Regions from separate parts of the Mus musculus genome. Here all the other regions are linked to region 2. A link is a loop called in an ENCODE intact Hi-C map of the cell type or tissue named here. Cell type or tissue: gastrocnemius. All regions are shown on one strand.

Region 1 (8,000 bases), 52 kb after region 2:
CAACTCACTAACTAGTCACAATGACCTTGACCGACCTCTACTTTTGATACCTGGTTACTTGGAAAATTCTGAGTTGGGAATTTAGCTCAGTGGTAGTATGCTATAGCTTCAATTCAGAGCTCTACTTAAAATGAGCAAACAGAAACTTTAAAAGAGGGGCTAGAGATGTGGCTCAGTTAGTAGGATGCTTGCCTACCAAGTGTGAAGCCCTGAGTTCGATTCCTAGCACTGCACAGACCAGGTACACACCTGTAACTCCAGCAAGAAGGAGGTGGAGACAGGATGGCAAGTTCAATGTCAGCTTGGGCTACACAATGAATTTAAGGCTAGCTTGGGCTTTGCAGTAAATTCAAGGCCAGACTAGGTCACTCTTAGTAACCCTGTCTCAAAATTAGAAATGTCTTTTTTTTTTCCTTTCTTGTTTTTGTTTTTGTTGTGTTTTGGCTTTTTGAGACAAGGTTTTTCTGTGTAGCCTGGCTATTCTGGAACTCACTCTGTAGACCAGGCTGGCCTCAAAAGACTGTCTCTGCCTCCCAAGTCTCTGGATGTACCATCACTGTCCAGCTAAATAAGAAATTTCTTCAGAATGGCTGGTGTTATGACTCCATGGTAGAATGAATACTTAGCATTTATTTCAGACTTCACTACCAATAAAAAAAAATTGACTTGTAGTCTTTAAAAAGGCCAGGTTTGTGCTGTGTAAACTAAATAGTATGGTTGGCACCACAGTTAGTGTTGGTAACCACCTCACACGGGACTGTAGACTACACTACAATAAAATGACAAAAAGTAAAAGCCAGGGGCTGGAGAGATGGCTTGGTAGTTAAGAACGATGGCTGTTATTGCAGAAGATGTATCTGGGTTCGATGGACAGAACTCAGGACCATCATACCAAGGTACTAGGGCAATCTGACTCCCTCCTTTGGCCTTCATGGGCACCAGACATGCATATATGCAAGCAAGCAAAACAACCATACACATAAAATAAAATTAAAAAGTAAAAACCAGGCAATTGTTTCCAAATAAGAAATCGTGAGGGGCTGGGTGGTGGTAGCACATGTCTTTAATCCCAGCACTTAAGAGGCAGAGGCAGTTTGAGGCCAGCCTGGTTTACAGAGTGAGTTACACAGAGAAACCCTGTCTCAAGAAACCAAAAACCAAGAAACCCAAAACACACAAACAAACAAATAAACCTACCTCAGAGATGAAAAAAAAAAACAACAAAAAAAAAAAAAACCAGGGGCTCACGAGAGGTGGCTAAGCAGTTACGAGCACTGGATGCTCTTGCAGAGGACCCAGGTTCGGTTCCCAGCACCCACATGGCAACTCACAACTGTCTGTAACTCCAGTTCCAGGGGATCTGCTACCTTCTTCGGAACTCTGTGAGTACCCGGCATGCACCAGACATTCATGTAGGCAAACACGCACATACATAAAATAACAGAGATATTTTCATAGCCAAGCCAATGAGGTAGGTCTCCCTTCATTCAACATGAGCAGGTGATCCCAGAGCCCACTGAGCAGCCCCTTTCCTACCTCAATGGCTTGGTGTAGAGACTTGTCATATTTCTCAATGAATTCCCTCCGGATGTTGAGCAGATCTATCTCACTCCGAGACACCATCACCCTGGTGAGGGTCTTCTCATCTGTGCCAGCACCCTGGTGGAGCCAAGGAGAGATACATGGAGCAGGAAGGGAGGGCAGAGCTAGGTCATGCTATGGCAGATGTCCACCTGCCTGTCCCTTCTGCCTTCCCAGACCAGACGGCCACTCCTTACTGTCTTCCACAGACAGTGCCAACCAAACTCCCTCGTGTGGAGGACTGGGCAGACATAAGCACAGATGACCTGTGTGGGCTGAGCAGGCCCTGCTAAAACTCATATCCAGCTGGCACCTCAGAATGTAACCTTAGAACAGAGTTTTTGCCTTGTGGTTTAGATGATGTAGCCTCCCCCCAATTTAATTCATGCATTGAAGGCTTGGTCCCTCCCCGGTGCAGTGTTCAGAGCTAGAGATTTGGGGAAGCAGATCTTAAGGTTTCTGACTTCTTCGATGGGCCAGTGCATTGATGAATATACAATCTGATGGCATTGCTAGGAAGTGGCGAAGGTGAAGGCCTAGCTGGAGGAAGTGAGGTGGGGTGTCAGTGGATGTACTCCGTGCCTTGTCCCTTCTTCCCTCTCTGCTCCAGGCTGTCTGGAAGGAAGTAGCATGCTCTGCCACGCCCGCCCTGCCACGACATTCTGCATCACCACAGGCTCAAGAAACAGATCAGGAGGCCGTGGACCGAAGGCTCCGAAACTATGAGCCCACATCCTTTCTTTCCTCTTTTAGGTTGATTTTTTTTTCCCATCCCAGATATTGTACCAAAGAGATGGAAAGTTAATTATTGCACCATTGTAATGTGTTAAAATGAAGTCATGTTAGATTAGGGCCCTAAACCCATCGGGTGGCTCTAAGGAGTGCAAGGGACAGAGGCACACATGTGAACATAAAGACAGAGGATGGGGGGCTGGTGAGGTGGCTCAGCTGTTAAGAGTACTGTCTGCTCTTCCAGAGGTCCTGAGTTCAATTCCCGGCAACCACATGGTGGCTCAGAACCATCTATAGGGGAAACTGATGCCCTCTTCAGGCAGGCAGTTGCAAATGCAGCAGAATACGCATACATTAAAAAAAAAAAAAAAAAGACAGAGGCTGGAGTGATGCAGCCAAACTGAAGACACACAAGGGGTTTCTGGCAGCTTCCGGGAGGCAGGAGAGGGGTAGCAGGAGAGGGATGGGAAGGAGCCAACCTTACCAATGCCTCGATTTTAGAACCATGAGAGATTACGTTTATGTCATTCAGTTTGTGGGAACTTGTTATACAAGTCCCAAAATACTAACACAGGATCTGGAATATGTGAGCACTAGGGCCCTCTCTCCTCTCCCTCCAGCTCTGTCACTTTCTACCTGTACACAGCATCTTGGGTACCAACAGCAATATTCTCTTAAGTTTTGGCAACTAGAAATCAATCATGATAGATATCCTGGGGATGGGGTGGGGGAGTGGGCATTAAAACACCCTTGACTGAGAAAGAAGACTACGTTTGGTCCAGAAGCAGGATGCTGATAAACAAGGTGGGGTAAAGAGCAGTCGGATGTCTCGTCTGGGGGAGGGTGCACATCTGTGCCTGTAGGTTTGGGAAAGGCAGTGCTGAGAAGCAGGTCAGGCGCCGTACCTTCATGGACTTGTACAGTTTATCAGCAAAGAAGAGAGGCTTGTTCTTGACACTCTGAACTGTAGGGGAGAAGAGAGAGAGGCAGGGCATCTGGTCAGAGGCTGTGTGCTCAGACCCTGGGCAGGGCTTTCTGTACTACAGCCACCAACCTTCCAACATACTTACTGCTACCAGCCTACTGGGTGGCTGCGGGTCACTGCTAACCGTCTGTCTTGGCAGTGCCACTTTACGACCCCCTCCACAAAGCTCCTTCCTTTTCTCCTCCCTCTGTCCACCTCTCTTTCTGTCTGAGAGCTGAATCTCTCCCGCGGTAAAGGAGCTTGTGGCTGACTGAGGTCAGCAGAATATTTAACTGGGGTTTAAGTCCTAAGGGATGCTGGATACAGGGCTGTCAATTTTGAGGGCATTCAGAGCGCAGGAGAAGATGGTTAAAGACTGAACTTTAGGGTCTAGAGAGATAGCTCAGTGGGTAAGAGCACTTATTGCTCTTCCAGAGGACCCAAGTTGGATTCCCAGCACTTGCTTTGGGCTGCTTACAACTGCCTATAGCTCTCTCTCTCTCTCTCTCTCTCTCTCTCTCTCTCTCTCTCACACACACACACACACACACACACACAAACAAAAAACCAGATTCTACTGTAGAGATTCAGATTCTAGAGACATTCTGAGCGGGGTGTGGTGTGTGTGAGTATGTAACAACTTCTGTGCCACTTGAGGACTGAGTAGAAAAGCCAGTGTTCATGTCCCACTACCGATATGCAGAAGCTGACACAGGTTCTGTGTTCTGCCCAGGGCATTTAGCATTCAAGTGACAGTTCCTGCTCAGCTCCTCTGCTTCCAATCACAATGCCTCACTGTAGGTGGTGAAGAGCTATTGTAAGCAACCCCTCCATTTATCTAATCTAAAACACTGTTCCTCCACGTTTTTTTTAGAATTCCTGAGATTCAAGATGCATTTTGCAGTTGATAGAGAATCTGAAAGCCTTCTATCGCCACCTGCTGGTAAGATCAGGTATCGACACGATGCAACAATATGCTTGTATGTATCCATATCTACACAGGGAGAAATGAGATCCAAAAGGGAAAGAGACCTTCTCAAACTCGAGACCTCCAGGCCACGAGGTAGCTTAGCAGGCTAAGGTCATTGACCTAAGAACCTAAGTTCAATTCCCAAGATCCACAGAGTAGAGAGAACCAACTCTCTAAAGTTTTCTGACTTCCACACACATGATATGGTGTGTGCATACCTGTACACATGTATTTATGTGTACACATACAACATAAATAATACAATGTAACAAAAAAATTAAAAAGCAAGAAGCTCAGAGACGAGGTCTCTGGGCTAAGGAGATAGCTCAGTGGCAGGCTGTGGTATGAGAGAATATGCCTAAGGCATGTCTAGTGTATACATGCAGGGTGTACCCTGTGAATGAACGCATCTTGCATGCTATGTATACGTGTCCTATGAGTCACATGTGTGCATATACAGTATGTCTCATGTGTGGTATATATGTACACAAACATACTCCAGTCCTGTGCAGCATTGCCCTTCTCTATGTCCTGGTCCTAACCCTGGGATGTTCAACCTGCCTCCATAGCCTTGAAGATGTCCTCAGGTTGTCCCCCCACAATCATGCCTTGGCGGGGGAGGTGATCTGAGGTAGTATTTAGCTCCCAGTATCAGCAGCAGAAGATGATGCTAAAGCCACATTCCTTTAGGGAAACTGCCCACATTCCCAGCAGTGCCCCAGTCCCTCCCCCGGGTGCCCGGTAATTACCGATGGCCACAAATGCGTCCTTGACATCCCCAGACATCTCCTTCTTGATGACATGCTCTATGTCATAGTTGGTCTTCTTGATGAACTCCTGGAAGACTGGTCAAGAGAATTGAGGGAGAGATGAACTCCACTGGGGAGGGTCACCTGACCTACCCCGTGAACCAGCCACAGTACATGCTGGGCACTGGGTAGGGCTCAGGTGACAGGCAGATTCTGGCCTTAGGGCTACTATAAGACTTGGAGCCGAGTAGGCCACACCAGTGCCTTTAAGTCTGGCCAGTAGCTCTAGCCCTTGGCAAGCTCTATTACCCCAGGCTGATGTGTAAAAGGAAATGCCCAGACCACCAGGGGGGCCTTGCTCTCTGGGTTCCCTCTTATTCCCTGACAGGATTGGATGGAACTTACTATATAATAATCAAAGTGACACCCAGTAGCCCCTTATGCCCTGCACAGACCGAGTACTTTATGTTTATTGTGAGTTTTGTATCCTAGCAACCATGTGAGGTACAACTAAAACCCCAATCCTTAGATAAGGGGATCAAGGCAGAAAGTCAGTCACCTGCTTAGCCACACAGCTGATAGGTAGGGGACTGGAATCGAGGCAATCCAGGGTTAAGCACAAAGCAGCCACGTGTTGAAAAGGACCGAGCAGGTACATGTGAGGCTACAAAGTCTCAGTGGGAAGGGACTTCAGGACTGGCACTGTACACCTCTGTGATGGGCTGGCCTACACCACCTCACCCCTCTCTGCTTTGTCCTGATGGATCATGGCAGCACACCTCAGAATCCTTAACCCTGCATGCTGATGAGGTGAAGCTAGCTAGCGATTCCTTATCCTAGGTGTGCCATCTGCCTTGCTAAGGAAGGGAAGGGAGCTGGCTGAGGAGAGGCCAGAGCTCTGGAGTCCCCCAACCCTCCACTACTGGAGTGAAGAGAAGGAATTAGGCACTTGGCTGGTCTGCTCTGCACAGAAGGTTGTAAGGCTCGGGTCATATTTGGGGCTCCCACTGCCACACTGGAAGGGGTAGAGGGTTCAACAGACTCACCTCTGCGCAGGTGGGGATAGCTACGGGTGCACAGGACGGTCATGAAGCGTGTCTCCAAGGAAGTTTTGTCTCCGCTGGGGGTGTCTGCTATTTCCTGCAGAGCCCGGTTGGGGCAAGGGTTTAGGGAAAGCCACGGGAAAGCCACAGTTAGCACCTACTGTCTCTGCTAAGGCTCAGGTTGCGGTGGGATCAATCACCCAAGGGCATTGAGGTTGGCCCCTTCTCCCCTCGGCCTGAGTACAGTGGTCATCCCATTTCCCTTTGAAGTCCTCAGGACCCCGGGGTGGGACTGGAGCTGGGTAGAGGGACTTGGTAATCCTATCCAGTCACCAGAGAATCTCTCTGGGGAGTATGGACATGTGTGTGAACAAGCAAAAATGTCCTAGCCGGTTTTCTCCAGTCCCAAGGGCACACCCGGTTTACTCTAGCACATTAAGGGTTCCAAAGGATCTCCTAGCCAGCTATGACCTTACTTAAATTCTCTCTAAAAAGCTCACTTTGGGCTTAAAAATAAAATTAAAATGATTTCGATTTAAAGGCAACGACCATAGCTGGTAATGATACAGCATAAATCAGGGTAGAGATGACCAGCTAAAGCTTAGGAAATATTTATTTGCCCCTGCCTGCCCCTTCTGAGACAGAGTCTCTCTCATGTAGTTCAGGCTGGCCTCAAACTCGATATGAAGCCGAGGATGGCCTTGAACTCCTGAACCTCCTGCCTCTGCTTGTCAAGTGCTGGATTATGATCATGCACTGCCACACCTGCCCGCCCTTAACCAACACAGTCCTTAAAAGGCCCTGAAGGGGAGAGAGAGAAGCTGTGGGGAAGCCCCCAATCACTGCCCCATCCTGTCCCACTCAGCCCAGCCCAGGCACAGCAAGACTTGACTTAGAAGCTGTTACCTCCCCGTGAAGGACAGAACACTCACCAAGATCTCAGCAGCCACCTGAGAGCGGGGAGGGGACAGAGGAGGGAGAGACGGGAGGCAAGAGTCAGAGCTCAGAGTGATTGGTTGGCTCAGATTGGCAGAAGTCCCAAGAGACCCCAGGGTCACAATGAAGAACTGGGAGGGATATCACCTTTTATAATCTCTGGGCTAGAATTCAGAGTGGAAGATAGGCCTGAAAATAATTAATTTTAAAATGTGGTTTTTCCAGAGGGGTAGTGATACTCTTCATACTCAGTAACTGAGGGTAGCCCGCAGGCCCTGGTTTGTCTGACAGTTGGAAGAAGGAAAACCGTCCCTCCACTGGCTACCGACCTGCCAGGAAAGGGGTCGGGCAGACAAGGATTCTCTGTAAAGAGTCAGCAGGACTCTGCCACTTTAGCTCCCCAGGTCACAGACAGAAAGGCAGGACAGCTGAGGCCTGGGCGGGGGGCAGGGGGCAGTTACAGGCACACAGCAGAGGTAGAGACTGCAAGCATTATCTTTAATAAGAACAGTGAACACTGTGGCCAGGACTTTTGTGAGCCAAAGTTGCTCTGACCCAGTGTCTGGGGATAAATTCGGCTAGTTTCTGTGTGACTTAGCCTTTCCCCAGTATCCTGCAACCATTATATTCTCCCGCATAAACCAAAATCCTAGATAGAATATATGTGCGAATGCATGTATGTATTTATTTTTTTGAGACAGGGTCTCACTATGTAGTCTTGGCTGTCCTGGAACTCACTATGTAGACCAGGTTGGCCTTAAACTTAGAGACCGGCCTGCCTCTGCCTCCCAAGTGCTGGGATTACAGGCGTGCACCACCACATCTGGCTTCTTCTTCTCTTTGGAGGCAAGGTCTCACAATGTAGCAGACCAGGTAGGCCTTAAATGCACAGCAATCCTCCTGCCTCAGCCTCTTAAGTGCTGGGATTATAGAAGGTGCCACTATGTTCAAGGTCCCACAAAGCTTTAAAAAAAGATTAAGGATGTTGGAAAGATAGTCCAGTAGATAAGGGCAGGAACTGCTCT
Region 2 (8,000 bases):
GGCCTGGAGGTGTGGGGGTGTGGGCCAGAGCTGAGGCATCCCCAGACCAGTCTTCCTCTCCATGCAGAGCTCTAAGTTGCGATCTCACAAGCTTAATACAATCCCCTTAGGAGCCCTGACACTTTAGAGACTAACCTGACTTTTGGGAAGGAGACTTTGACAAGACAAAATGCATCAAGGTATTGGTACCCAGAATGAGCAAAACACTGAAACCCAACTCCCATGAGCAGCCGCTGGACAATCCAAGTCAGCAAGCGGGAGAAGCAAGCAGCCAGGGTGGGCGGCAGAGCCATGTAATTTGACTGCCAATAGCTCTGAGCACGTGTCTCAGAGAACGGGATACTCCACGTGGGGTGAAGACAGAACAAAAAGCCAAGGACTGGTCATACCACGGAGGCAGGTGCTGCACCAGGAAACAGAGTCTACCAGGCAGAACCTTCTGCCACTGGAATGTGTGTAGGAGGAGATGTGCTCCCTCAGCGAGGGGCAGAGCAGATCCTGGGTTTGAGAGCTTGGGATACACACCTGCTGCTGTCCAGCCACGCCCTTCTTGCCAGCACCCTCTGGCTTTGGGGAGCTGGGCTGCCCACAGAGTCCCTCTTTGCAGCTGCTGTTCATCAACAGTTTCTTGAGCTCCGTGTTTTCCTCCCTAGATAAGAGACAAGTGGAGATGTCACAATGTCAGCCCTGGGTTAAGACACTTGCAAAGCCAAGGATCTGCTGTCAAAGGCACTGCTGCGGTGCGACCAGACCAAAAGGGCATCTGTAAGCCACCCAGAAGGTGTGCAGGCTGCATGAGAATCCTTAACAGCAGAATTTCCCCCATCTGTAGGTTGTCTCCACACCTGGCACCTTCCAGTTCTATGATCTTGTTCTCTAAGAAAGCTCCGCCCCTCCCTCCAGTTATAGTCAAGTGTCCTGGTTCAGCTGACGCAGGCAGAGCCTGGGCGGTGCAGTAGGTCATGCTCACTCACCGGCACCTGGCACCCCCCCTCTTTAACATGGAAAGAGCAAGCTTCTGGCTCAGAGCTAGGGTTGATAGAGCCATCTTCACACCCACCAGGGACTCAATCCCACTGGATCTGCTCTCATGGTTCTCTAGTGTTGAGTACAGGCCCTGCTCTGGGTGAGACCTTCTTTACAGTTTACAGCAGGAAAGGCTACCAGCAAAGTTGAGTGTGGGCACGCACACCTATGACTCCAACGTTCATTTGGGAGGCAGAAGCTGGACTATGGAGTCTGAGGCGGCCTGAGCTACGCAGTGAGTTCCCTGGGCTATGGAATGAGACCATTCCAAACGAAACAAGCAGAAATAATAAGTGAAAGTGAAACCCTAAGTTCATGAGGTAGGCAGTGCTGGGTACTCAGGATGTTTGCAGTGTGGACACAGCCCTTCAGCTTCCATTTAATTACAGAGTCAAATGGCTTTTCTCAGGCCACTCAGCAAGGACTCAGATTCCTTTCCTTCGGCCTGGGTATCCACCCCCCCGCCCCACAGAGTTTCTCTGTGTAGCCCTGGCTGTCCTGGAACTCACTCTGTAGACCAGGCTGGCCTCAAACTCAGAAATCCGCCTACCCCCGCCTCCCAAGTGCTGGGATTAAAGGCGTGCGCCACCACGCCAGTGTAGTGAGACTCTTAGGAAGTCCCTGCCTCTCTCAGGGACCATCTCCCTTCACGTAATTTGAGTTAGTCTGCATGATCTGATGGCAAAGGCCCTTTGAGATCCAGCACTCACACACTCCTGTTTCCCTAGAGACAAGAGGCATTGATCCTTGGTGACAAGTAGACCCTACGGCTCACCTAAGACACCCAAACTCAGTCTTGCCAAGGACAGAGAGGCTGGGGTAAACCTGTAATGTCTTCCCACAGGTCTCAGTCCAGAGAGGGACTTCCAAAGATCCCAGGAAGAGCGAGCAGGGAATGATGGTGACCACCAGGGGGCAGGAGAATCCTGAGCCAGCTCCTACACAAATGTCAGCAGTTGTCTCCAGGGGAAGGCAGCTTTCAATGCTGTCTACACCCCCACCCTCAAGATAAACACGGTGCAAGGGAGAAAATACCAGAAGCCAAGGAGAAGAGCCATGAGATCTGCTGTCAGAACAGAGCTCTCAGATGTGGCTTCATCCCAGGAACCAGTGTGTTACATTATTCTCCTGCCCTATCCCTCTGCCAGTCTCCAGTGGCCTGGACTTACCGCAGCCTCTCAGCAGCCAGATCCCGCTGTTCCAGGCCCTTGTCCAGCTTGGCCTTCAGGGCTTCATTCTCCTGGCGCAGCTGCTCACATAAGGTCTGTGGGGTAGATGAGCAGACAGTGGTAAGGATTAGAAGGGGTACATCCCAAGGCATGCTGACAAGGGGGCTCGAGCTACAGCCACTAGGTCCATCCCCCAGGCTTTTCTTCCATGGGAACCAGTGGTAAGGATGCCTGATGGAGACTCAGAGCTGGGTCCTGGTCCTCTCAATGACAATCCCCTCCTCTTCCCTTAACAGTCATCCCTGCCTAGACTCTTCCTCCTTGGCAGCCCTCCGAGGCTCACATCTCATCTCTTTCCCTAACCAAGGTAGATGTCCTACATTCACTGCTACATAGAGTATGAGGAGAATTGTGTCATGTCACACAGGGAGATTCCAAAACTGCTGGCTTCCTTTCTGACTAGCTTGGGTGGATGGAAGGACAGCCTTGCATTGGAGTTGTTGAACTCTGGGTTGAAGGCTGAGAAAGTCGAAAAATTGTTATTGTTTTTCAATGCCCAGTGGATGGCCCTGTGCCACATTTGATCTCAAAAAAAATATTTAATTTTTTTTCTTTTTTAGGTGAGGTCTTACCCTGTACCCCAGTTGGGCCTGAAACTTCCTATATCCCTCGGCACTGAATGCCCAGCAACCCTCTTGCCTCGGCCTCCTAAGTGCTGGGACTACAGGTATGAGTCTGCAATGTTTGTTGGGTGAATCAAGAAACATATCAGAGATGCAATGAGGAGGAATGGGATCCAGCTTCCTCTACCCAGAGGCTGAGAAACAGAGAGCGGCTGTGGCCCTGGGCAGGGACACCAGGGAACAGACTGTCCTGCTCCTGCCCTAAGGGAAGGCCACAGTGACAGTTCACTTGTTAAGACTATTCTTGGGACCTCTAGGTAAACGCCCTGGGTACAAACCAGATGCTGGACAAGCTCAGCAGCAGCCAAAGATCACCACCTACTCTATCAGAGAGTCTAAGAGCACACCTGTGAGCCCACTGGAAACATTGGTTTGTTTTTATTTTATGTATAATGTTTTTCCTGCACCATGCGTGCAGTGTCCACAGAGGCCAGAAGAGGGCATCAGATCCCCTGGAACTGTAGTTAGAGAAGGTTGTGAGATGGATGCTGTGTGGGCATTAGGCACCAAACCCCCACCCTCTGCAAAAGCAGCCAGTCATCTCTCCAACTTTGTCTTTCTGTTGTTATTGTTTTACTTTGTTTTCAAGACAGGGCTCCTCTGTGCATCTCTGGCTGTCCTGGAACTCACTTCATAGACCAGGCTGGCCTCCAGATCTATCAGCCTCTATCTCCTAAATACTGGGACCACAGGCATGAGTCCACTGTCTGGCTTCGTGTTGGTCTTTGAGATGGAGTCTAGCTACACAGTCCAAGGTGGCCTTGAACTTGAAATCCCCTAGAGCAGGCATTATGGGTAGAGCCTCCACTCCTGGCATGCTCACTCATTCTCTCACCAACTATGTATGAAGTGCCAGGCACTGGAGCAAAATGGTGGGTACGGTTTCCCTGTGAAGACAGCACTTAGTAGCAAGACAAACTAAGCAAACAAACTACCACTACCCAATAAAACAGAATTGTCGTGAACTGTTAAGAACCAAGAAAGGAATAAACAGGAGACTGATGTAAGAGACTGGGGACATCAGGGAACAAAGATCTATCTGCACGTGAGTGCCAAAAGGTGGGTGCTCAGAGTGATCCCAGCCCTGGTACCATGTCAGGTATTCTCTCTCAGGGCTCAGAGTGGGAACTCCAAAGCCTTAGTGGCCTCTCAAAGAGGTCCCCTCCCTGGACCTGGCTCTGTAGGCTCTCTACCACATACTGCCTCTCCAGTCTCCAGTGAGAGGATGCTCTGTGTACTCCTGGTCATACGGGCAGAGCAGAACTCACCCGCTCAAGGTTACACGGGGTGGATTCCCTCCTTTCATCAAGGTCTACTGGCACAACTGAGACCGCAGACCGACTGGCACAGAAGGAGAAGGGCCTACCCAGAAGCAGGGAGCCTTAATGTGAGAGCTCTACCCAGAAGGAAGGGGTACTCAAATCCTGAGCAGGGCCTCAGGCAGCCTCATGTTCATCATCTTTGAAATGGTTACCAATTAATGTAAGCGGATCATACTTAACTGCAAAGCCCTCGAAGTTAAGATGGCCTGCCCTGAGTAGATAAGCATCATCAAACGAAGCTAACAGTCACCCATCTCCCAGCACTGGGTTCTAGATTACACAAAGGCCTCCTTTGACGCAGTGTCCCAGGAGGGGGACACTGGTAGTTCCAATCCTTACAGGACAGGAGATTGGTGACTTGTTCAGGACCATACAGTAATGAGGATCAACCATTCTCCCAGCACAGGGAGCCTTCTAAGAGGGATTTGAAAAAGGAGGCAGGGAGGGAGAGAGCGTGGCTAAGGGTCTGAGATTTTTTTTTTTAAAAAGATTTATTTATTTATCATACGTAAGTACACTGTAGCTGTCTTCAGACACTCCAGAAGAGGGCATCAGATTTCGTTAAGGATGGTTGTGAGCCACCATGTGGTTGCTGGGATTTGAACTCAGGACCTTTGGAAGAGCAGTCGGCGCTCTTAACCACTGAGCCATCTCGCCAGCCCCTGAGATTTTAAATATGACAAATTAAAGCTGGGTGAAGTGGCTCATGTCTAGAATCCCTGCACTTAGGAGGCTGAGGCAGGAAGATGCTGTGAGTCTGAGGTTGGGCTGGGATATGAGTGAGACTATCTCAAAACACTTCCTGCTGGGGACAGAGCATACAAAGAGCTGCAGTGACAGCAAAGCAAGCCACAGGGGGTGCCCAGGTAGCAGAGGCAGGCAGAACTCTGATTCAAGGCCAGTCTAGTCTACATGGTAAATTCCAGGCTAGCTGGGGATACAAAGTGAGACTCGGGTCTTTAAAAAAAAAAGAAAACAAACAAGAACAAAGCAGGCCACACTCAGCCCGCCAGGCCTCACTCCCCAGGACACTCACTGTGAATCTGCAAGACCTGCCTCCCATTTCCTCATTTCCTTCTTTTTCTTCCCATAAATTCCTTACTGCAGTCACCACTGTGAACAAAAAGCTCCAAACAGGCCTAAAATCCAGCCTTCCGAAGTCCCCATAGCTAACCCCTACAGTGGGCAGGAGGCGCAGGGAGATTCTTGCTGGCCTCACCTGCAGGATGGAGGTGCGCTGCTCATTTTTATGCACTTTGGAGGCCAACCTGTTGAACTCGAGGGCCATGCGGCCCAGGTGGGTGAAGAGCTGGCTGTGGTCTGGCTCCTCTGCACACACGCTAAGGGTGGTCTCCAGGCGCTGCAGGTGGAGCTTCAGGTTGCTGTCCTCTGGGGGTGGGGGCCCCAGGTCCTGTGGGAGCAAGAGCATGATCTTCACCAAGCCTAAGGCGGCAATGCCGGCCGATTCTTCTATTGCTTCCCCATTCTTCATGACTCAGTTTCCCCTGTGGCCTCTGTTCAGCCCAGGGAAAATTTCCAGTTACACAGGTTCCCTATCTGGAGCTGACTCACAGGGCAGGACCTAGGACTTCCAGGCCACTGGCTGGCCTAACACCACCAAGGCCATCTTCCTCCTACGCTGAGTCTTACTGAGTGCCCGAGAGTAGTCAGTTCGCCCTCCCCCAGGCTGGGCATCCTTCAGCAGTATGTGTATGTATATCACTTCCGTCCTTCATTGCACAGCAAAACTGACAGGAGGGAAGGCAGAGAGGGTGTCTCTAACTGTAATGCACTGCTTCCTGAGCTCAGGGAGGCTCTCCTTAGGGGGCTGTGCCTGGGAGAGGACCAAACACCATGTTTCTAAGAATCACAGCTCTAATACTGCAGAGAACCCCAACCTAGTAAACGAAGAGAGAACAGCCTGGGCAGAGTAGTTCAGTACTGCTCTCTCCATTCCCTCTAGAACACTGCTACTGAAGCCACAGCCCTGGTCATACCCACAGCAGTCCTAAGGATCTCAGTGGGACCTTTCAATCCTGGCTCATAGACAGGCGTTAACTAGGCCTCCCAACCTTCTCCTGCCCAAGGCCCCCTGCAAGACCCCAGGGTTCTGTGGACCTCATTTCTATATATCCTGATCTACCCCAAATGTTCACACTCTTCATCACCTCCGGATCCCCTCCTCTAAAATAGTTCACAGACTCACCCAGCAGTTCCCCCCACCCACCCACCCACTTCCTACCCCCAACCACAACCCCCAAGTTCAGGCAAGGAATCACCCAGCAGATTCCTCCCAAACCCCAATACTTCAGGGAATCAGAGAGCAGAGCCACAGGGAGCTACGGTTCCCTCAGGCTGAGACAATGATGTATCCTGACAGAGAACTTGCTCATAGCAGCCCAGTCAGTACATGGCAGAGTGGCAGAGCCAGGCCTACAACTGGGATTTTCTCACTGTAACCCAGGGCTCTAGGACCTGCTAGTGAGCTCTGGGCAACTGAATGCTCGGCCTGTGTCCTATCAGCATCACATTCTAATTAAAAAAAAAAGCAGAATCAGTCTCCAATTGCACGTCCCTTTCCTACCACAAAGGACTAGGAGTGGCCAGGGCTGATCTCTGGAGGTGTATCAAGTGCTCAGGTTTCTCCAAGTAGCCTACAAGCTTCCAGCAGGAGTTGGTGTACTCCTGAGCTGGCGTAGACAGACTTTAATGGAAAAGGTAAGTTATCAGCCCATGACTGCGCGCTGAAACCTTTCTGAGCGAGGGAACCTCGCCTGCTCTCAGTCATGTCTCAGTCCTCAGGGACAGAACAGGACGAGATGCATATGGTCCCAGGAGACAAAACACAGAGCATCCTGACAGGGCGATCCTCTCAGCACTGAAGGTTAAATGCTGGTGTGAGATGGGGTGGTGTTTGCAGGTGAAGGGGAGGCCAAGTAGAGCTGGCATAGCAACAGTTTAATGGTCTATAGTGGGGCATGCTTCATGGTATGGACTTAGGAGAAGAGGCAAGAGGTTTGCCTCACACGAAAACAAAGCAAAACAGAACAGAATAAAGCAAACATTAAATAGGAGGGAGGGATGAGGAAAAGACAGGACTTTAAGGTCTCTGACAAATCTTGAAGATCTTTCACAGCAGCTCTCCAAGTCTGGCATTTTAAGAAAGAACAGAAGGACTGCACGGCTGGACTAAGGTTAAACACTGCAAGGTAGGAATGTGGATTTGAGCAGCCCCTCCGAAGCTGGAGAAACGCGTGCACCCCACTTGTGAACACAAAGTGTAACCTCCGGGCCATCTGCCCCTGGGAGGAGCCAAGGACAAGCACAAAAGGGTAAATCACTCCCACCCCTCCCATCAGCACCAGGCCGACCCTTTCCACACCTACAGACCCAAGAGGCTGAGTCACTGTAACTGACAGAAAGGTGATTGGTCCAGAGGCCAGTGGGGCTGGCAAGTGGCCCAGGCTTTCACAACAGTGGGGTGCCTGTGTGCCCCAAGCTGGGGAAGTCACCAGCGGGGGATTTGCATATGAGAGTAAGAAGCACCCCATGCTATAGCCCCTCTGTGTCCCCCATGTAACTACAGGGGACCCAAGGGATCTGAGTGTCGTGTCACGAAAGGGCAGGTGACAGACAGAGAGGAAAGAAAAGGATGTGCTGGAGGTGGGGGCGGGGATGCCTGTCTGCTCACCATCATGTTCGTAGGGTGGCTGCCAGTTTCGGGTGAATTCTGCTCCTCAGTAGGGACCACTTCAAAGTCCGAGGAGGCGCCCTAGGTAGAAGGAAGTTAGTAGCTGCCC
Region 3 (8,000 bases), 110 kb after region 2:
GAGGAGAGCAAGTCAGCAGAACTGAGCAGACATGTGTTGGAAGTGTCCAAGCCAAGGAAACAGTGGTGGGAACAAAGATAGTGTTTGGAGACCAGAGGGGTTCAGGGTGTTGAGCCAGCAAGAGGCAGAGATGGAGGAGGGATCACCTGGTGCAGGGCTGGAGTCCTTGGGGAACTGCTGCGGGGTGTTGAGTAACGGAGGGATGAGGGTTTAGAGCATCCACAGCTATGTGAATGCTGTGTCTAACTCTGTGCCATTTCTTGACTGCAGAATGCCAGTATCTTTTCAGCAGTTACCTTCCTCCCCTTCTTCCCCTCCCCTCAAAATCCCGGCAACCACCAGTGTGCTTTCACCTCCTTTCCCTCCACTTCCTCCTACCCTATTTCTGGTCTTTTGAGACAAGGTCTCATGTGTTTGAGGCTGGCCATGAACTCCATCTGTAGCTGATAATGACCTTGAACTCCTTATTTTCCTTCTTCTCCCTCACAAGTGCTATGATTACAGCTGTGAGCCACCACACCTCCCCATCCCACACGCACAGATTTGATTTTTGTCTCTGTGGATTTTCTTTTGCCACTTCATGTAAATGGAATGATATGTGTGTAGTCTCTGGGGTCTGGCCTCATTGGGCATGCTTTAGTGTAATGGAGCCAGTGATGTGTTTATAAAAAGAAAAATAGATGGGGATATGTACTATGGAGGTGTAGTCAGGTGTGGGGGAAGGGGGTGCCTCAGTGGGCCCATGCTGAGGCACCCCTTCCCTCTGAGGGACCAGATACACGATGGTATAGTATAGAATAGAGTTTATTCAGGGCATGAGGAGGGAAGATAAGAGGGTAGTAGAGGCAGAGAAAGGTAAAGGGGGAGGAGAGGAGAGGAGAGGGGAGGGGAGGGGAGGGGAGGGGACGGGGGAGAGGGGAGAGGGGGGAGGGGAGAGAGGGGAGAGAGGGGAGAGAGGAGAGGAGAGAAGAGGAGAGGAGAGAAGAGAAGAGAAGTAGAGGAGTAGAGGCTGGCCATGAGCACGTGGGGGCGGGGAGGGAATAGGGGAGGGCAGGAGCAGGGAGGGAAGAGCAAGAGAGGAGCAAGAGAGGGAGTAGAGGGTAAGCAGCCCCTTTTATAGTGAGTCAGGCATACCTGGCTGTTGCTAGGTAACTGTGGGGCGGAGCTTAGATAGAATGCTAACACCCAGACCTTTAGGCTCCAAGACCTTAGCACCACTGACTCCTTGATGGAAGTGCCATTCAGGCTGTAAAACTCAGCACATAGACAGTATCACCTACCAGAACAAAAAGAAAAATTAATCCATCAAAGTCCATACATTTCTGGAAAGCCTCTAAATGTACTAACCTGGCTTTATGGCCTCCGTAGTTCCACTTAGGCTAACTGTTCTTGTTAACTGAAGTATGTCAACACAGAAGGTTTTTGTGATTAAAAGCTCATCCTGAGGAAGGCTCACCCAGTGTGGTCACCAGCCCGCTAGGATTTCCTGTTGGCTTAAACCCACACCTGAACAGTCTTCTCCAGTGGATTCCCCACACCTACATTGTATCACGTGCCAATCCTTCCTTTTTATGGCTGAATAGTATTCTGTTGCAGGAGTCTGCTGAATTTTGCTTTTGGGATCATCTGCTGGTGGGGTTTAACCCTCTTAATCTCTGGCTATTGTGATTGAGCCATGATCAACAGCTGGGGACACTTACGTGGATGCCAGTGTGTGGACTCCCGGGCTCCCGGGCTCCCTCGTAGCTTACTTCGTTTTGTAGAAATGAAACTGACATGGTTAGATGATAATTGCCCTCTCTCCCTCCCTCTCCCTCTTTCTCTTTCCCCCTCCCCCTCCTTCTGTCTTTCTCTCCCTCCTTCTTCTACCCCTCTCTCTCTTCCTCCCTTTCCCTCCCCCCTCCCCCAATCTCCTCACAGCACTGGGCAATGAAGGCAGGCCCTTATGTGTGGTAGGTAATACTTTCCCTTTGAACAACATCCCTCCATGTTTAGCTTGCTGAGAAACCACAGGACTGATTTCCACAGTGGCTGCACCATCTGATATTCCCACAGCAATACACAATGTTCAGACTTCAGATCTCTCCACATCCTTGCCAACGTGTGTGTGTGTGTTTCTGGGGATAGAACCGTGGGTCTGGGGTGTGTTAGTCAGCTAGTTATAACTCCTGCCCAACACCTGATTTATTTAGGTGCTATATTTTGTTGTTTGACAGGGTCTCATGTAGCCCAGGCTGGCCTTCAGTTTGCAATGTAGCTGAGGAAGACCTTGAACTCCAGACCTGCCTCCATCTCCTGACTCCTGGGATTACAGGAGTAACCCAGTCTGAATCTTCATCACCATGCTTAGTTTATGTGGGGCTGGGGATGTCACCTAGGTCTTTGTGCATACTAGGCAAGCATTCTACCAACTGAAGAGACTGTCCAGATTTCCCACTGTCTCTATGATCGTTCTCGTCAGCATACAAATAGGCTCTTCTGTGTTGAATCTTTAAAAACCAAAACATCAAGGTTGGGCATGATGGTATACACCTACACCTGTAATTCCAGCATTCAGGAAGTACAAGCGGGAGGACCAGGGGCTCAGTGCCATCCTGGTTCAAAGTCAGCCAGGGATACAGAATTTAGAGAGGGGTAGACAATTGATGGAGAAGAGAGGCTGGGAGGGGTAACGACTGGAGTGATGTTGTAGGAACTGAGTGGAGTGTACAAGCCTTGCAAGGTCTTCCTGTTCAGCCTGGGCTGTCACTGAACTATGACCTTCTTGTATCGACCTCTCAAACACTGGGTTATAGGTATACACCACCACACTTTGGCAGCATTGATTGTATTTTATTATAATTGACAAATTTTATTTGATTTTTTTTACTAGGTATTTTCCTCGTTTACATTTTCAATGCTATCCCAAAGGTCCCCCATACCCACCCCCCTTATTTGATTTTTTAAAAGGCATTTTAAAAAAAGATTTATTTATGTATCTGAGTACACTGTATCTGTTTTCAGACACACCAGATCGGGCATCAGATCCCATTACAGATGGTTGTGGGTCACCATGTGGTTGCTAGGATTTAAACTCAGGTCCTCTGGAAGAGGCTTCAAACTCTATGTAGCTGGCAATAACCTTGGATGCCTGATCCTCCTGCCTCCATCTCCCCAGTGTTGGATTATAGGCACTTTTGCCAAAAGTCAGTTGAAGAGGCTGGGGCAGAATTAAAAATTCCTTAACCAGATGGTAGTGAGACACCCTCTTAATCCCAGCACATGGGAGGCAGAGGCAGAGGCAGAGGCAGAGGCAGAGGCAGAGGCAGAGGCAGAGGCAGAGGCAGAGGCAGAGGCAGAGGCAGAGGCAGAGGCAGAGGCAGAGGCAGAGGCAGAGGCAGAGGCAGAGGCAGAGGCAGAGGCAGAGGCAGAGGCAGAGAGGCAGAGAGGCAGAGAGGCAGAGAGGCAGAGGCAGAGGCAGAGGCAGAGGCAGAGGCAGAGGCAGAGGCAGAGGCAGAGAGGCAGAGGCAGAGGCAGAGGCAGAGGCAGAGGCAGAGGCAGAGGCAGAGGCAGAGGCAGAGGCAGAGGCAGAGGAGGCAGGTGGATTTCTGAGTTTGAGGCCAGCCTGGCATACAGAGTGAGTTCTAGAACAGCCAGGGCTACACAGAGAAACCCTGTCTCGAAAAACAAAACAAAAAACTGGTTTCTTTGGCTGCAAAGCTGAGGCCTTAATTCAGGAGTGGAGGCACTGAGCAAGAATGGAGGCTAATTACTTTACTGTTCCTTGGCTGAGTTCATTGTCTTTGCTTCTCAGCCTCAGTCCTGAGAAAACAATTTGCTATTGGGGGGGGGAGCTTTGAGGGAGATAATGTGTATATATATATATATATTTAAGTACAAAGAGGAAGCCCCCTCAGCTGTGGAACTTTTTAAAGCAAGCAGGTGTTGCAGCCTCTCAGGCTGATGGAAACAAACCCTGGAAGGAAGCAAGCAGCCAGACAGAACCGTGTTTGCTGCGTTCTCCCTTCCTCTGGACTGGCACGTCCAGCGGGGTCTGTATGGGTGAGGGTAAGATGCATGACTCAGACCCGAACAATGCATCAGGATTGGGGATTTTCTCAACTCTCTTCAAATTGGTCATAGGAAGAAAATCTTTGGGCACTACCTGGGGAAGTGGACGGTTACTGCCACCTGCTGGCTAGTTGCTGGATGGCGGCCAGGCAATGCGGTGCCTTCCTGCAGGCTCCCCACCTCCAGGTGGCCCTAGGAATCCTGTAAGATGATGACTGGGAACGCCCTCAAGGCCCCTCTCAGGGCCTGAATAAAAGTTAAGAATCTTTAAAAGAAGGAGGAGGAAGGGGGGAGTGGGAGGGGGGCGAGAAGAAGATTGTAAATCCAGTGAAGGTGACAATGAAGATTATAACAGTATGATGAAAATATGGTAATTGGGGCTGGAGAGATGGCTCAGTGGTTAAGAGCTCTGGCTGCTCTTCCAGAGGTCCCGGGTTCAATTTCCAGCTTCCATATAGCGGCTCACAGTGTCTGTAACTCCAGTCTCAAGGGTTATGATTCCTCCTTCTGGCCACTTCCAACAACACGTGATCATGAAACAGATATGCACAGATGCAGGGAAAACACTCATACATATAAAACTAACTAAATACTTAAAAAGTGCTATAAAAATAAAAACTGGGCCGGGTATGATAGTGCGTACTTTTAATCTGGAGCCAGAGAAGGGCAGATCTCCATGAGTTTCAGGTCAACCATGACTACACACTGAGAGCCTGTTTTTTGTTGTTTTGTTTTGTTTTTTAATGTTTTTTTTTTTTCAAGACAGGGTTTCTCTGTATAGCCCTGGCTATCCCGGAACTCACTCTGTAGACCAGGCTGGCCTTGAACTCAGAAATCCACCTGCCTCTGCCTCCCAAGTGTTGGGATTAAAGGCATGTGCCACCACTGCCTGGCTGAGAGCCTGTCTTAAAACGAAAAAGCATCCTTCGAAACTCCCCAACAACCCAAATGGTACATTGGAGCTGGGCATGCTGGCACATGCTTTTAATCTCAGCAGTTGGAGGCAGAACCAGTCTGATCTCTGTGTGTTCAAGGCTAGCTTGGTCTACATTGTGAGTTCCAGGTCAGTCAGGGCTACATTGAGAGATCCTATCTCAGAATAATGATGGTGATGATGATGATGATGGTGGTGGTGGTGATGGTGACGATGATGTCATCTAATCAGGGCACACTCTATAAAGGGGCCTGCATTAGTGAGTGTATGGGCCCAGAGTATTACAGTGCACTACTGTGGACTTTATGAACATTCTTGGGCTATGCTGCTTATAAAATACATATTGCCAGGTATGATAGCTTACACTGTAATACTAGCACCCAGGGAATGGAGGCAGAAGGGTCAGAAGTTCAAGGTCAGCTAAGGAAACTACCATCTCCCCTAGAAGTTCTTCAGGACAGTGGGGAACTGTCACCCGCTATGACATGCCTTCTGGCATATTCCTGAGGAACTTGAGGGAAGAGCCATCACTGACATTTGATCTTGGTGGGCTTTGGAGGCAACTCACTGAGTAAAATCTCTGCTTGCACAAGCTTCAGGGTCTAGGTCACCATACTTTTCCCACTTCATTCATTCATTCATTCATTCATTCATTCATGTGAGACAGTGTTCCTCCATGTAACAGACATGGTTGTCCTGGAGCTTGCTTTGTATACCAGAGTGGTCTGGAACACACAGAGATCCTCCTGCCTCTGCCTCCTGAGTGCTGGAGTTAAAGGCATGCGCCACCACCCCCAACCTCCAGATTTATTTTTATTTTACTTACATGCGTGTTTTGCATGAATATCTGTGCACTACGTGCATGCAGTACCCATGGAGGCCAGAAGAGGGCATTGGATTCCCTGGAACTGGAGTTTAGAGAGGGTTGTGGGCCCTGGGAATATGGAACCTGGGTCCTCTGGAAGATCAGCCAATGCCCTTACCTGCTTAGCCATTTCTCCGGCCCTGTAGCTTTTGTTTGCTTGTTTGGATTGTTTGTTTGTTTTCAGGCAGGGCATCAACAATGTAGCTCAGGCCAACCTTAACTTCCTATCCTCCTTCCACTGACCCACATGCTGAGATGACTGTACCACCATGCCTTCTGAGTACCATCAGGTTCCCACGCTTTTGGAGTCTGGTTGGGATCTGCAGATCTGCTGCACCCTTCTTTGTGAATTTCCTTCCTCTGTTATTTCTCTTGAGACAGAATTGTGTTATTGCTGTATAGCTCAGGTTGGCTTGGTACTCACAATGATTCTCTTGCTTCAGCCTCCCAGAGTAGTAAGGCACAGGCCACCCCACCCAGATAGGGATTTTCTTTCTGGTTCTTCCTTTTGCTGCTTCTTCAGTTATCTGCTCCTCTTCTGGAATCATCAAGTTCTTATGTGTTAGTTCCTCAGGAGCCATGTTAAGGGGCTTGGCAGTGCCAGCCTCAGTCCTACTCAGGGTGAAGTCACTTGATCACTTTGGCAAACCTTCTGAAGACACCCTTGGGTCTCTTCTCCCAGATATCATCCATGCCCTGCTTAGTGACATCACTGGCGCTATAGCAAGGCTCTGGATGCATTCCTGGTATTGCAATCCTTCCAGAGATGCACCGGGACTCCTGCTCCTTAACTGTATGTAGCGACAGCCTGGCGAAGGTCCTCCAAAAGGAGTGCCCTTCAGAGCTGCAGTGCATGCCTGATCCATGGGTGGGATCAAAGTTGTGACAGTGGAGAGAAATGCCAAGATCACCAGGGTTGGGGATACGGTTCAGTCTGCAGAGTGCTAGCTTGCTGAAGCTCTGGGCTCAGTCCCCAGCACTGACATGAACAGACAGGGTATGGTGGCATCTACCTGTAATCCTAGCACTTGGGAGGTGGAGGCAGAAAGAGCAAGAGTTCAAGGCTACCTCCAGCAAAGAAAGTTTAAGGCTAGCCTGGGCTATAGGAGATCCTGAGTCAAAATATAAAACAGAAGATCACCCATAACAGGAGGATGTGTGGGAGAGTTGACAACAGTGAGGACATCTGGAAACATCTGCACGCTGTTCAGTCCTATAAAAATTCAGGAGAGTGTCTTGGCAGAGGAGCTGGGTGAAGTCAGGGTCCTTATCACCCCCGTAGGAGGCTGGCAATGAATGTTGATTGACAGCCTTGAAAGCTCTGGCTTTTCCCTGTGTCAGAACACAAAAAGCTTGGACCTGAAGTTTACAACACTGTTCCCAAGACTTCTGTTGAGGGCCAAATGTAGCTCAGTTGGTATTGTAAGTCAGTTGGTATTCTTGGCTAACATGTGGGAGGCCCTTGGATTTGATCCCCAGCACAAATCAGACATGGTGGCTTGGGCTCTTGTTGCTACCACTGGAAAGGTGGAGGCAGAGAATCAAGAGTTCAAGGTCATCCTTACCTCAGTGAGTTTGAGCTTATGGTGTACGTGTGAGACCCTGTCTCAAAAACAAGGGGGTGGGGGTGTCGAGGGGTAGTAATCTTTGAAGTAAAAAAAGAACAGAAAAACTCTGGGTTTCTGGTTCCACCACAGTCTAGCAAAGTGTGTTAGTGTGAATGAGAATGCCACCACATAGGCTCAATATGTTTGAATGCTTGGTCCCTAGTTAGTGGAATTGTTTGGGAAGGATTAGGGGGCATGGCCTTGTTAGAGAAGGTGTATCTCTGGGGGTAGTTTCAAAAGCCCATGCCAGGTCCAGTCCCTCCCCTCCCCCTCTGCCTGCTGCCTGTGAATCAGAATGTAGAGCTCTCAGCTACTACCCACTATGCTGGTCATGGACTAACCCCCTAAAACTCTAAAACCCTCTAAAACTGTAAGCAAGCTCCAAATTATATATAAATAAAAGAGTTGCCTCTGGCCTGGCAGTGGAGGTTCATGCCTTTAATCTCAGCAATCAGGAGACAAAGGCAGGTGGATCTTTGTGTTGGAGGTCCAAGGCTATACAGAGAAACCCTGTCTTGGGGGAAAAATTGCTGTCTTGGGTACT

Evidence for each region. Hi-C counts contacts between places; a loop is a spot of excess contacts. Peaks named below come from ENCODE experiments on the same cell type or tissue, not always from the same donor. Only the 100,000 strongest peaks of a DNase experiment are listed, where the experiment ranks them.
Region 1: it touches region 2 in a loop (8-fold over the local background); 41 of 42 quality-filtered maps call a loop at or near these places.
Region 3: it touches region 2 in a loop (2.7-fold over the local background); 15 of 42 quality-filtered maps call a loop at or near these places.

Annotation. Positions count from the first base shown.
Region 1 is chr11:54,980,080-54,988,079 of GRCm38, forward strand. It overlaps Anxa6 (annexin A6), which reads right to left. Exons shown (of 26, transcript NM_013472.5): 21 at 6,972-6,989; 22 at 6,043-6,136; 23 at 4,997-5,092; 24 at 3,219-3,277; 25 at 1,537-1,659. Among named protein-coding and RNA genes, the nearest start is that of Tnip1, 21 kb to the left of the region's middle. In gastrocnemius, CTCF peaks have their summits at 1,840, 2,620 (motif pointing left) and 4,208 (motif pointing left); DNase peaks (open chromatin) are centred at 1,763 and 4,218; H3K27ac peaks cover 1,441 bases.
Region 2 is chr11:54,928,570-54,936,569 of GRCm38, forward strand. Tnip1 (TNFAIP3 interacting protein 1) reads right to left here. Exons shown (of 19, transcript NM_001199275.2): 6 at 7,892-7,972; 7 at 5,420-5,611; 8 at 2,196-2,290; 9 at 526-649. Among named protein-coding and RNA genes, the nearest start is that of Gpx3, 30 kb to the left of the region's middle. In gastrocnemius, CTCF peaks have their summits at 1,928 (motif pointing right) and 3,313 (motif pointing right); DNase peaks (open chromatin) are centred at 1,968, 2,204, 3,307 and 7,645; H3K27ac peaks cover 321 bases.
Region 3 is chr11:55,035,658-55,043,657 of GRCm38, forward strand. No RefSeq gene overlaps it. Among named protein-coding and RNA genes, the nearest start is that of Anxa6, 6.2 kb to the left of the region's middle. In gastrocnemius, CTCF peaks have their summits at 4,182 (motif pointing left) and 5,866 (motif pointing right); DNase peaks (open chromatin) are centred at 4,185 and 5,872.